Linked DNA regions of Homo sapiens: region 2 is linked to region 1. A link is a contact called in ENCODE Hi-C or POLR2A ChIA-PET data. All regions are on one chromosome and are shown on one strand. Each heading gives the region's core, a stretch centred on a gene start or an enhancer-like site at or near the end of the contact. The rest is flanking DNA. Distances are from core to core; before and after follow the strand shown.

Region 1 (6,904 bases), core at 957-3,456:
GGGCTTTATTATCAGGTGTTTGAACTGGTGATTTGGGGGTTGGAGCAGTTCTGGCAATGACAAGATCCAAGGTGGAACCCCATCAAAAGTGGAGAAAGGGCCACTGGAGATGGAGGCAGTCAGGAAGCTGGACTGAAGAAGTGTTCGGTGGGTTTTCCGCATGATGCTAAGCCACGGCAGGGTGGCCGAGCCCGAGATGGAGGAAAGACTGTTAGATGAAGGCCGATTAGAAGTCCATAGGTGACAGTCTGAAGAGGGGGCCAGTGGTGTGGCTGATGACGTAAATCTTAAAGGGGTAGGGTCTTTTGTTTTGCTTTCTAAAGAAGAATATATACAAATTATGGTTTAAAAGGAGCAGTTGGAGCCGGGTGCGGTGGCTCTCGACTGTAATCCCAACACTTTGGGAGGCCGAGGCTGGTGGATCACCTGATGTCAGGAGTTCGAGACCAGCCTGGCCAACATGGCAAAACCCCGTCTCTACTAAAAATACAAAAATCAGCTGGGCATGGTGGTGTACACATGTAGTCCCAGCTACTTAGGAGGCTGAGGCAGGAGAATCACTTGAACCTGGGAGGCAGTGGTTGCAGTAAGCCAAGATCATGCCATTGCACTCCAACCTGGGAAACAGAGCAGGACCCTGTCTCAAGAAAAAAAAAAAAAAAAAAGCAGTGGGAACAGGAGGAAGCTGACTTTGCAGCCTTTGAGTGCATAGAAAGACAGAGAGTTGGCCGGACGCAGTGGTTCACGCCTGTAATCCCAGCACTTTGGGAGGCCAAGGTGGACAGATTGCCTGAGGTCAGGAGTTTGAGACCAGCCTGACCAACATGGAGAAACCCCGTCTCGGCTAAAAATACGAAATTAGCCAGTTGTGGTGGCGCATGCCTGTAATCCCAGCTACTCAGGAGGCTGAGGCAGGAGAATCGCTTGAACCCGGGAGGCAGAGGTTGCGGTGAGCCGAGATCGTGCCATTGCACTCCAGCCTGGGCAGCAAGAGGAAACTCCATCTCAAAAAAAGAAAGAAAAAGAAAAAGACAGATAGTTGCCCCTTGGGGGCCGCAAGGAAGAAGCTGTCCTCAGGAAGGAAAAACACGGAGATGGGGGAGCTCACCAAGAAGTGAAAGGGCGGTTCTGAGCCTCGTGTTGAGGACTGTAGACCCATGAATTGCAGATTCTGCACACACAACTCTAGTCATAACAGACCCAGAACTTCAGAGTCACACCACACACCTGGAGGATGGAGGACTCAGACACAGTGAACGATACAGCAGAAGACAGTTGTCTTGAGATAAAGAATAGACTTCAGATTTGCCTACTGAAAGTTATTACTAGATCTCAGAAAAATATCTTTCCCAACAATGAAGTCTGAGATGTAGCCTGGTGAAAACACTGAAACCTAGGATAGAGAAAGGAATCCTGTAAACATCTGAGTGTGGACACCCGAGTGTAGTCACCTTCAGGATGTGGGAGAGCAGTGGTGGGTGGGCGCTCAGGTTGGCGACAGACTGCTTCACGCTGAGTCACACTCGGGGTTGGAAGGGAGTGGAGTGATGTCTGAAAAGTTCCGAGAGAGAATGTGTGACTCAAATATCTCCTACCCCGTCAAGCTATTCTTTTAAGTAAAGGAGTCCATAGACAGGGTTGTTCTAGAAGGTGGCCATTGCAAACCTGTTGAGAAAAACTGCTTGATAGTTGAACCCTGCTGACCACGGGATAAATCTAAAGGAGGATTTAAGAACGGGAAAGCTGTTGTAATAGGACTTGTGGTGGGCATAAATCCCACTTCAGAACAACTGGATATTTTGGTTTTAGATCATCATTTATATGTTGCAAGCCTTGAAAACATTTTATCACGCAAATCCGGATGTTAGGAAGGGGTGGTGCGAAGAAGGGTGTTGACGTCCTCCTCTCTGCACATAAGGCACCATTTCAAGCTAAAGTAGGTCATTAAGTGAAGATCCTAACCTCTTAAAGGAATAATGTTGACAGTACATTCATAATGAAAAGTTCTGGGTACTGTTCTTTTGATTTTTTCCCCTTTATTGTAGATTGTGAACATTTTTGTTGTTAGGATTTTGAAGGGGTTGTCAATAATATGTTAAATTGCTGGGGAGTTAGTTTTGTGATTTTTTAAAAAATCCTCATTTAGACCTCAGCTAACAGTGGTGAGAACCTTGCTTCTGTCGGTGCTGCGTGCCTGTGACAGCCCCCGGCCCGCCCCCACTTTACCCTGCTGATGTGTAGCTTTCAGGTGAGAGCGCTGAGTTGCCAAGTTCTACTTTCAAATGTCTCCCTTTACTTTTTGTGTTTTAAGGTGTATTTTGATTACATGAGAAGCTGGATCCAAATGCTACAGCAATTACCTCAAGCATCGCATAGTTTAAAAAATCTGTTAGAAGAAGAATGGAATTTCACCAAAGAAATAACTCATTACATACGGGGAGGAGAAGCACAGGCCGGGAAGCTTTTCTGGTAGGAATCCTTGTGCTTCTGAACGCGACGCTCCCACCTTCTCACTCTCACACCATTTACTCACTGATTCTCTCCTATGTGTTTGTATGTTTAGTTACATGAAAATTGCAGTTATCCATATCTCATATGTGCACCCTCTTCCAAGTTTTGAGTGGTGTTTCTCAGTCAGGGGTGATTTTTTCCCCTTGGGGACATTGGGCAGTATCTGGAGACACTTGATGGTCATGACTGGGAAGATGCTCCTGGCAGCGAGTGGGCGGGGGGAGGGAGGCTGCCGCACATTCACGGCACACAGAACAGCCCCACAACAGAATTATCCACTCAGATGTCAGCTTTGAACTTGAGAACTTCTGCCCTAGAATAAACTCTTTTTCCCCCTAATAAAAGGAAGGAGATTGTAAGTCCTTCAAGAGTAGAATATACCCGCGTATATCAGTCTTGGTGGGGACATGCAGAACTTAAGAAGTATTTTAAGCATTTTTACTGCCACTGTTTGGGGAATGTAGTGCTCATCACAGACTCTCTTTATGAATTGGGTGTATATAGGGTGAAGGAATAGAAGTGTAAACAAGGGGGAATCATGAAGAGAGCAGTGCAGAGTCGCAGGGCTGGTCTGTCAGTTCTAGGAAATGAACATCTTGCATGCAAGCTTGGGATCGCTGGGCACAGGCCGCGTCTCCGTGGTCTTTGCTGGTGGCCACTGCACCTCGGACTTGCTTTGGCTCAGATGAGGATCAGTGTCCTTCTGTGCTTTAGATTCTGCTGCTGTCTTTTGGCACCACCTTCTCCCACTTGTCTCATCAGGCATTTTATTTTTTCTGTATCCCTTTTATAAAGTCTCATTCATAAGAGCATGCCTATTCTAGTCCTAGACCCCATTGCATTTTGTCTCTTGTATTAGAGCAGCAGCTTCTGCTGCCTACCCTGTCTCCTGGTCCCGTCAGCGTGACTTCTGCAGGACTCTAGCTTTAGCTTTGTTCTTGACTCTGCCGATTTCTCCTATGTTCAGTCTCGGAATCTCGTATCCACTTCTCTGTTCTAATGGCCAGTTCTTTTTACATCCTCTCTCTTTATTTGGAGTGGACAGTGAACTTGCTCTCCTCTCATAACTCCATCCGTCAGGCTGTGATCCCCAGGCTGTCTTTGCTTGTCTGTTCAGCTTGGTGCCCATAGTCAGCCTTTTTAAAAAAGGCATTCATTGTCATTTGCAACATGTCTCCCCCCTTACTTTTCCATGATTCTGCTTTGCCTAATTCCTTCTGTTTGCATTTTCTGTTTCCAACCTGTCAAGCTTTGTTGAAGAAATGTTTTTAAAGGTTACTCTTTAGTTTCACTACAAATTCATGTTGTTTAGTGTCACTGTACCCTCACTTCCTCTTGTCAGTCTTTGTGTTTCTATCTTTTGCTTGTCCTTCAAATTCCCTAGAGTGCAGTCTCTGGCCTTTGCTTTCATGATCCTCGCCCTGAGAAGCTCCAGGGCTTTTTCATTCCCCCTTCTTGTGAACAGTCCACTTTTATTCTAGTTCTGGACTCCACTGCATTTTATCTGTTGTATTAGAGCAGCAGCTCCGGCTTCAAACACTGTTTCTCCCAGGGTCAGTCGGTGTTGGAATCAGCGCTGACTCCTTTGTTTCCTGCACACACTACCTCGACTCTTTTTGGGTGCCCTTTGAGGGTATATCCAGAATCTGACCTCTGCCTCTCAAGCACTCCACACTTCCACTCTTCCCAGGTTGTCATTTCTCACGTATGTTATTGCAGTAGCTCTCTAAACAGTCTCCCTACTTCTGCCTGAAGCCTCCTAGAGTTTATTCTCAACACCACAGCCTGAATGGTCTGGTTAAAGTGTATGTCAGACCATTGTCTTCTCTCAATTTCCCAGTGGCTCCCCATCTTACTCAGGAAACGTAAGACTGCCTAACAATGGCCCGCAAGGCCTGACATGGTCCTATTTCTCATTACGTCTTTGTCCTCCTTCTAGACCCTCCTGTCCTGTGCTCGCTTCCCAGCCACAGTGGCTTCCTCACTGTCTCGGGCCAGGCATGTTCCAGCCTTAGGCCCTTTTCACCAGCTGGCCCCTCTGCATGGAGTGCTCTTCCTCCCAGTTATTTTCATGACTTGTTTCCCCACTTCCTTCAGGTCTTTATCCAGATGTTACCTTCTCGGTATATTTAAGATGGAAATTCCTACCCACAACTCCTTAGCTTTTTTCTCTGTTCCTTTTCTCCATAGCACTTACCAATAACCTGAAATACATTTCACATTTTTGTTTTATTTATTGTGTTTCTCCATCCACTGGAGGGCTTTTACTGGTTTTGTTTGCTGCTGCTTAGTACGTAATAGGCACTCAATATTTGTTGAATAAGTACATTCTAGTATTTTTGTATAATGTTCTTTAAAAGCATTGTTTCCAATCAGACCCCTTTCCCAATCAGATATTTTAAAATTTACTCTCTTTGCTTATCAAACGCCAAACTAATGAGCATGACATCCATTGCCCTCCACAGCATGGCCGCAGGACTTTCCCCTGTCCCTTTGTAGCCTAAATACCCACTACTCTTCAGATTGGATGATTTTCTTTTTTCATGAACATGCTTGCTTGACTACATCTTCATGCTTTTTAATCATATTTATTGTTCTTCCTGGACTTTCCTTCCGCCTTTTCCATTTTCTTCCTCGCAGATTTTCCTTTTCCCAGTATTAGTCCACCTGTTAAAATTCTGCATTTGCCTGCAAGGCCCATTGCAGGGCTTTCTGGACATGAAGCCATGCCTTCAATGGGTCTGAAACTGTGCCTTCGGGGTTGGTCTTTCTCCTCCTCCGACAAGCCTAGCACTTACCTCCTGCTGCATCTGATATTAGTTCTGTGCTTACCTGCTCTCTGTTACTAGATCCTAAGTTTTTTTCCTTGAACATCCTAAGTCAGTAAACTGTGGTTGAATTTTACTTCACTCATTTAGATTCATTTTATATACTGGGGTGTACATTTTAACACTAGTATTTAGAATTGTGTACTCAATGAGAAGGATCAGCCAGATAGAGTGTTTCATGTTTATTGACTATACAAAGCTAATTGTGGGGGAAATTTGTAAAAACAGTTGAATTTAAGGAATTCCCTTTCCCTCTTATCCTATCATTTAGTTTGAGGCCATTTTATGGAAAATTTCCATTTAGATGGAAATAACATTTGTGTACTAATTCCATAGCTACTATGAATACAGTTTAAGATTTTAAGGTTTATATTGAGATACTGTGGTAGTAGAACAAAGGTAGGTACATGTCATAATCCAGATTCCTATTTTTCCACGTCCAGGGTTTTATATTAAAAGAAGAGAAATTTTTCATTTTTGATTTTTAAACCATTAGAGCAGTAGCTGAGCCTTTCAAGTTTCTCAGTCAAGAATTAGGCTATGAGTAGGGACAGTTTTCTTCTCTGTTTTATTTTTATTTTTGTTCCCTTAGTGACATTGCAGGAATGCTGCTGAAATCTACAGGAAGTTTTTTAGAATTTGGCTTACAGGAGAGCTGTGCTGAATTTTGGACTAGTGCGGATGACAGCAGTGCTTCCGACGAAATCAGGTTGGAGTTGTGCTTCCTTTCCCCTTCCACTTCTTATCTCGTAGTTTCCTTCCTCATGGTGAGATCCTAGAAGGAGCCTTGTTCAAACCAAATTGTGTTGGCCTGGAAGAATTTGGGCAGTAGATGTAAAGGGATTTATTTATAACTGCCTTGTCTTTTCATGTGATTTCTTAGTTATGGTTTTATGTGAAATTTTCTTTGAAGGGGAACTTAGAATTTATTTAGTGTGATAAAAATAGTGCCAACTGGCTGGGCGCGGTGGCTCACGCCTGTAATCCCAGTACTTTGGGAGGCCGAGGTGGGTGAATCACCAGGTCAGGAGTTCAAGACCAGCCTGGCCAAGATGGTGAAACCTCGTCTCTACTAAAAATACAAAAAAAACAGCTGGGCGTGGTGGCACGCACCCGTGATCCCAGCTATTCAGGAGGCTGAGGCAGAAAATTTCTTGAACCCAGGAGGCAGAGGTTGCAGTGAGCCAAGATCATGCCACTGCACTCCAGCCTGGGTGACAGAGCAAGACTCCGTCTCAAAAAAAAAAAAAACTAAAGATAAAGAGATAAAGTTGACTGAAAAAAATGAGTAGAATTTTCTTTATTTACATTGTCTGGGATGCCTTTTATATTAGTTTCTGTTCTTAAAAAATCTGTGTAGTGGTCCATTAATACATTTTAATGACATTTGGTACATTTTTATTCTTAGTGCATTCCTTCTGTTGAACTTTAAACTTAAGTGTATGAAACTATGGTTTTTCTCTGTTGAATTTCCTCCAGTTCTGTGCAGATGGTATTTAGGTCGAAACTTTTGAAATTGCTACTCTTTGTGGTATATATATCAGGCGTATAGCAACTTTGTGGCC
Region 2 (6,890 bases), core at 2,577-5,076, 150 kb after region 1:
CTCAAGGCACATTTTGAACAATGGTTCAGGTCAAGACAAAAATAAATCTTGAAGTAAACCGATGGTCACAATTATTGAAATTTCTGAGGGATGGATACTTGGAGCCCATCTAGTGAGAGGGTCAATGGCTGCAAGTTGCTGCTAGGCGCTACTGTATGCCTGCCTGCTCTCCTGCAGGTGTCTGTGGATGCTTCCTCTGGCCTCATTCATTTGCACGGTGGCCTCACGACACAGCAAGGCCATGATGACATTTGATAGGTCCATCTCCTTCGGGTGCCTGGCTGCCTGAATAAACCCATTTAGCCACTTGGTGATGCCAGCATATGCTCCTGCCACCTACTGAACCACCTCTCCTCTTGCCAACATCTCACAATTCCCCTCATTCCTCAGCACCTGGCTTGTGATGCTGCTTCACGGGGACGTCGCTGCGCCCTGCACAGGATGGCTGGGCTGTCCCCTTCCCTGCACTCCCTGTGTACCTCCAGTCTAATCATCAACTCACTGCTCTACCATGCTGGGTCTATGAGCCTTCTCCACTAGACTGGGTCCCTACCAAGGACAGCAGCTGCACCCCTCTCATCTCTGTTCTCCAGGTGCTGACCCCAGTGCCTGGCCCCCTGGACTGAGCTTGGGTGCACGTTTGTTAAAGAATGCCTGCTGGGCGGCGACAGGCATTCTGCAGCGAATTAGCATGCACAGGTTTGATCCTAGCAGATGTTTGCTTAACATCATCCTTGGGTGTTAAAATAAAAACTTGCATAGCATTTGACATTTGCTTATTTCAAAGTGTGGTGGAAAAGGGGATTTTGGAATCTCAGCTCTCCTCCTCTCTGTTCGGCCTTAGGCAAGTCATCCAACCTCTCGCCTCATTTAACAGGTGAATTGCCTGTTCACATAGCGGTGTTATTAAATGAGGTAATGGCTAGGAAAGGTTTAGCACAATGCTTAATACATAATCAACACGTGACAAATGTAGCGAGTGTAATGACTGCAGCTGAAAATAGCTGTCCATTAATGAGTATGCTTCTCTTTTTATTCCATAGCCCCGTGGAGTGGCACCTCAGAGGCCACAGGTTTGAGAACACATCACTTACTACACTGACCAGTTGGACACATGGCCTCACCTCCAGAGCTTGGCTCCTCAAATGCAGGGCAGGGCTGGGTTGTGCCAAAGTGAAAGGCTCTCCACTCAAAGACCTCCTGGCCCCAATCTCTGCTCCATCACTTCCTGTGTGACCCTGGGCAAGTCACTTAAACTCTCTGTGCCTAACTACTCAAAACAGTTCCTGGAACAGTAAGTGCTCAGTAAATACTAGCTGGCTAAAAGTTCATAGAATAAAAAGGCAGAATCAGGAAGTGTTGTTCCTCTTAGCCTGCACGGATCGTGATTCTTTTATTTTTCTCCCATCTATCATTCCAGTATCATGTAAATTCAGATACTTAAATTCTTTAACTTGATAAAGAATTTTAAGTGAGATCTAAATTAAAGCAATTTCTGGATTGCTTCTGCTACATTCCATTTGGCATGCTGACTTGCTAACCTGATATGGTCTTTTGTTGTTGCTTGTTTGTTTGTTTGTTGTCCTATACATAAAGCTTTACTAAGAGAGGAGAAAACAGAACAAGGTCCATTTGTGCCCAAACATGGGATGGATGGATGGTTCTGTCCTGTTAATGCTGATTAGTATAACATGTGGCAAGTAGAACCGTTTTGTAAGAGATTATGATAAGATCTTTAGAAAACCAGACTGCAGCCAGATGTGGTGGCTCACTCCTGTAATCCCAGCACTTTGGGAGGTCGAGGTGGGAGGATCACTTGAGGTCAGGAGTTCAAGACCAGCCTGGGCAACATGGTGAAACCCCATCTACTAAAAATATAAAAATTAGCTGGGCACGGTGGCACCTGTCTGTAATCCCAGCTACTCGGGAGGCTGAGGCAGGAGAATCATCTGAGCCTGGGAGGCAGAGGCTGCAGTGAACCGAGATTGGCCACTGCACTCCAGCCTGGGTGACAGAGCAAGACTCCTTCTCAAAAAAAAAAAAAAAAAAAAGAAAGAAAACCAGACTGCAAGCTCTCTGAGGGCAGGACAGTAGCTGCCTTTGCTTCCCACTATTTCCCAAGTACCAAACGCAATGCCTGACACATATTAGGTGCTGAATACTTCTTGAATAAATCAGAAAATGACTTAGATGTAAAAGTAACATCTTTGTTGCTTGATTCAACATAGCTTACTCATTTCATTGGTCCAGTTATAGATTCTGTTAGATATGAGTTCTAAATTTCTTTTCAAAGAATCAATATGTCAGTATGTTCAATTCTTTGCCTTCTACTTTTAATCTTAACTTCCTCGTAAAGCAACCTGTTTCGATTACCTGCTCCACCCTGACTCATTCCAATTACGTGCTTCACCCTGACTCCTTCCAACTACCTGCTCCACCCTGACTCATTCCGATTACCTGCTTCACCCTGACTCATTCGGATTATTACCTGCTCTACCCAGACTCATTCGGATTACCTGCTCCACCCTGACTCCTTCCGATGACCTGCTCCACCCTGACTCATTCCAATTACCTACTCTACCCTGACTCATTCTGATTCCGTCCCCTGTCATAACCATTTTTCCCGCCAAACCACTCACCCCGTCACTCTCTTTAAATTAGCCAATCAGAATTAGTTTAACCTGTGCAGTCTAACCCTAGCCAATAGGGGAAGGACACAGCAGCAGGGGCCATGGGCTTCAGGGATAAGAACCCCTTCCCCTCTCTTGTCCAAGTGTGCACTCACCATTGCTCCATCTGTAAGGGTGCACCCTTCTATAGAAGTAACTTGCCTTGCTGAGAATTAAAAAGAAAATTTTATATTCGAGTGCTATTTCTTTTGCAGCACCGAAACTTTATTTATAACAATTCCCTGTCACTTCCTGAGGTCTCCCAGGAGATACACCCCTTAGAACTAGAAAAGAAAAGAAGGAAGGTTGCTTTTCGTCAGTTTCTGGAAGCAACCCCGCTAGCCCATCACTGGTGGAAGCAGAGGGATCTCGTGATGTGGAGCCGTCAGGGTGTGTGACTCCAGGTGAAGTCAGGCAGTGTTTGCTTGTTTCAGCTGTGCAGCGTGGACACACTTCAGAAGTAAAAGGTACCCGCAGGTGACAGAGGAAAAAGAGGAAAAGGTTGTCCCAACAGATAAACTCGTGGGCCGCTTGCTCAGTCCAGGAGGCAGGGCTTTGCCTTTGGGTTAGAATCTTAGAGCCACAGGCAGAAGGAGGCCTAGGCGGGTCTGAGAGGCTTTAAATTCCCTTCATCATGGGTCACGGGTCTTTTAAATTCCTTTCCATCCGACTTGACTCGCCAAAGCCACTGTTGTTCAGCTACTCTGAAGGGAGAGATGATCAGTTTTAGGATCATGTCCACCTACAGCCGGTTACTGAACCCTCTTCTGGGAAGGCGATCACCATCTGGGAACTGATAAGGATGACTCTTTGGACCTTCAAAGAGGGGACCCAAATTTGAGGCTGTGTCCTCCCAGCAGAGGTAGCCAGTAGGTCCTGCCCAACTCCACATTTTGACAGGCTCAAAGGCAGTGATATGAAGGGTTAGGACAGGGGCCACTCAGGGACACTCCCTTTCTGACATCTTGGAGCTGAGTAACTACCTATCAGGACAAGTGAAGGAGTCAAAACCTGTTTGGAACTCAAAGAGTGAAAACTCCTGCTTAGATTGAATTGAAATGAGAAAAAGCAGCCCTGTCATTAATCAGGCAGGGAGGAGAAGCATAGAGGAAGCCGGCTGCAGAGTTAGCAGAACAAACTGCTTCTCTCAAGGTCATGCAGGGGTTGGAAAAGCCACAGCGACACTCTCTTTGGGGGATCAACAGCTTTCTTATCGAGAACACCACAGACTTCCCTTGTATTTTCATTTGTGGGGTAGGGGGTGGCCCACACCCAGTTGTTGCCTGGTCAAGTTGACAAACATCAGGAAGCTGCCGCCCTCCATCTTCTCTCACTTCTCAGAGAGTCAGAAAGGCAGCCAGGCAGGGCTGGAGAGCTAGGTTCACTTTGTATAAAATTTTAACACATAGAATGAAAGCAGATGATAGCACATTGATGTGGCCAGGATTCCCCACAGAGAGGTTACCATAGAGGAGGCTCCTGAGAGGCCACCTTGCCTTCCCTGTGCTGCCGGGCAGGAGGGTCTGCAGGCAGAAGGAGTTTCCCCAGCCCAGCAATGACAGCAAAATGAAAGTGCTGGCCCAGCACCCACAGCATCATCCTGAGGCCATCAGAATGACAGCTGACCTCCCTCGGGGGAGCTCCTAGGCAAAGCAGGGAAGAAGAAGGAAGAAGGAATAGAAGAAGGAAAGATTGTTTTGTTTTACAGTTTGAAAATACAATGTGCAAAAAGTACTTTATGCATAAGGAGGGGGAAATTCAAATTCAGGCCTCACCTAGCAGGTCAGCTAGCAGTCACACACCTGGAGACAGTTTCCAGTGCTGGCAGAAAAGTGAATCAGTCTGCTAGTGTCTGGGATTAGAATGGCATACACAGGAAAGCCCACAAAATCAGCAGGTCGTATACCTTTCAGGGTGGAGATTCAGAAACACCGGCCTCTAGTAGGTCTCCTTTTATGACTCATGTGCCAAAGACTGCTCTGTCCCACTAGGTTGTCTTGTTAGGTTTTCAGACCTACCTGGTGACACCTTGGTCAATAAGCACATGAACAGATTCAAAATTGAGGCACCCTTACCCAGAGGAGGTGCTAAAGCACAAGCCCCCAACCCAGATGGAAGACCTGACTGCCTTTTTGCCCCAAGGCTCGGCTGGGTGGAATATCTGCTTCCTCTCGGGAAAGTAGAGTTGAGGACTCCCATTCTCCGTGGTCGTTAATTTCAGACAGGTTCTAGTAATCACATGACTTGCTCTGCAGTTTCTCCAGCAACTCGGAGCTCCCAACCCTCTTGCACGCACAGCCCTTGCTGCCGCTGTTCCTGACCTGTTACCAGGCCCTGATCCCATCTTCCAGATAGGAGCAGACCAACTTCTGCCAGGCCTCCTGGCCACTGCCAAATCCCTTCTCGAGTAGCAAATCTGAAGTGACTTACACATCCTGAAGTATGTTACAAATGTTTATTATTATTCCAGCGAGAAACAGATATCATTTTCACCACTACACGCAGTAGTGTTGTAAGAGGCAATATAGAGCTCACTCTCCTTTTTTGAGCGTTACACAAATACAGCGGCAAACACTCATCAAGTGTGGGATGCGGTGGGGGTGGTGAAAGGAAGTAACAACTTCCCAAGAGGAAAATAAAAAATTCTAAACCCTTTATTAGAAAACTATTGGAATCTTGGTCAACTCTATTCCATCCCCTTTACTTCAAATGTAGCTGAGTGTGTTGAAGTTACCTGTCCAAGTGATGAACCAATGGGAAGAAAGATCAAGACACCCTCGCCACCACCGGTCCCCCTGACTCTTCCTCCTCCCCTGGACACAAATTCCAATTTCAATCCTAAATTTGATGTGCTTTAAGGAATTTCTAAAGCACTTTCAGACGGAGTATCTCATTCTGCATTATGAAGCAACCATTGTAATTGGCCCTGTTATTTGGACTCAGAGAGTTTCTGTGGCTCGCCAAAGGTGACGCAGCCTGTAGCAGGGGAGGCAGGATGTGTAATTTTGCAGGCTGGTGCTCCAAATTCTCACTCCCTTCTTGCCACCATGTGGCCTTCCCCATTCAAGGAAGATGTGTAGCTGTGCATCCAACAGCCGTTTAAAACCATAAGCATCACAGTCCAGGAATATTCAGTGGCAGGCTCCAGCTCATAGAGCCTGTTCACAGCAACACTGAATTTGGACGCAGGGCGCCAGGGCTGGGGGTGTGGGGTGGTGGTGTCCACTGTGTTTCATTTCATTTTACTGGCCCTTTCCAGGACAATTAGGTCACTGGCAATCCTTCCCACCCCCTGCCTTTTTTTTTTTTTTTTTTTAACCCTGACATTAATAGATTCTCCTAATCTTTCTGTTTTGTTTTGAAACCCACAATGTCAGAGAGGTAAAAAAAAAAAAAAAAGCCAGTCTTGGCCACCTTTCCCTAGAGATTAAATGGCATATCCTGCTTAGTGGAAAGGCAATGAAATTCTACCCTTCACCCCACTTCTTCCAACTTTCTTCCTTCTTTTTACCTAACGAAGCCGGCTCCATCCTCCCTTCCTCCTTCAGCATGCCAAGCCAGCCTGACTTGGCCTTTCCTGCCTACAAATCTAGGCAAAAATAAGACAAAGCAACCCTCTAAAAATCATCCATCGAGATTACATTACTTTCAAGTTGTTATTTATGAGGTTGGTTGCTGCCACTAGAATAAAATTCTCTGCTCAGTGTCTCGGTGTGTCCTGCTGTTAGCCAAGCTGTCTTTACTGCTTGTTTTGTCTCTATTTGTCTTTTGTATCAGCATGGCCTTTTGCATGAGAGCTTTACCACGCCAGGGCTGGTAACTGCTTTGAACTTACTTGGTAACACACCAAGCTCTTAACAAATATTTAATGAGAAAAGAGACAAAGCCATAGCTCTGCTAGAGGAAAGCGAACACAGAGATGGAAGGGCTCCGTGTCTCAAGGAAACATTTTTTTCTGCCGTTTCCTTAGAAAATCAGCTGCAAATCATGAATGCTGATGACTGTCTAAGCTCAGAGTGACTCATACACCAGAAGACACAATTAAAGCCATGAACAGTTTCTATCTTAACTCAGAGGGAAGCAGAGGAGAGTTACAGCATAGACGCTGCAGAGTCATCTGCTAGTTAAGCTGCTGAATTCCCCACAAACTGTCTCCTCCTCTGGCTGATCAGTGGCCCAGCAAGGCTTCCTAAACACTCTTTTTACATGGCCTTGGTTACT

Evidence for each region. A loop is a pair of places that touch in the nucleus more often than their neighbours do. ChIA-PET counts read pairs that join two places held with the same protein, here RNA polymerase II (POLR2A). Pooled maps may share reads with other maps.
Region 2: a loop to region 1 is called in a pooled map, with 4 times the contacts of the local background. The contact joins two enhancer-like sites. A Hi-C loop is called at or near these places in 4 of 50 pooled maps. POLR2A ChIA-PET finds 5 or more read pairs at or near these places in 2 of 52 experiments (activated CD4-positive, alpha-beta T cell and activated CD4-positive, alpha-beta memory T cell).

The regions. Positions count from the first base shown.
Region 1 is chr6:161,078,570-161,085,473 of GRCh38, forward strand. MAP3K4 (mitogen-activated protein kinase kinase kinase 4) reads left to right here. Exons shown (of 27, transcript NM_005922.4): 6 at 2,312-2,469; 7 at 5,932-6,048. Among named protein-coding and RNA genes, the nearest start is that of AGPAT4-IT1, 80 kb to the right of the region's middle. RefSeq lists an enhancer at 929-2,128. Within about 2 kb of position 2,207, at least 5 of the 41 ENCODE cell types and tissues checked have a DNase peak (open chromatin) inside an H3K27ac peak, as active enhancers do.
Region 2 is chr6:161,222,610-161,229,499 of GRCh38, forward strand. All of the region lies in intron 2 of AGPAT4 (1-acylglycerol-3-phosphate O-acyltransferase 4), which reads right to left. Among named protein-coding and RNA genes, the nearest start is that of AGPAT4, 48 kb to the right of the region's middle. RefSeq lists silencers at 527-769, 3,772-4,077. Within about 2 kb of position 3,827, at least 7 of the 41 ENCODE cell types and tissues checked have a DNase peak (open chromatin) inside an H3K27ac peak, as active enhancers do.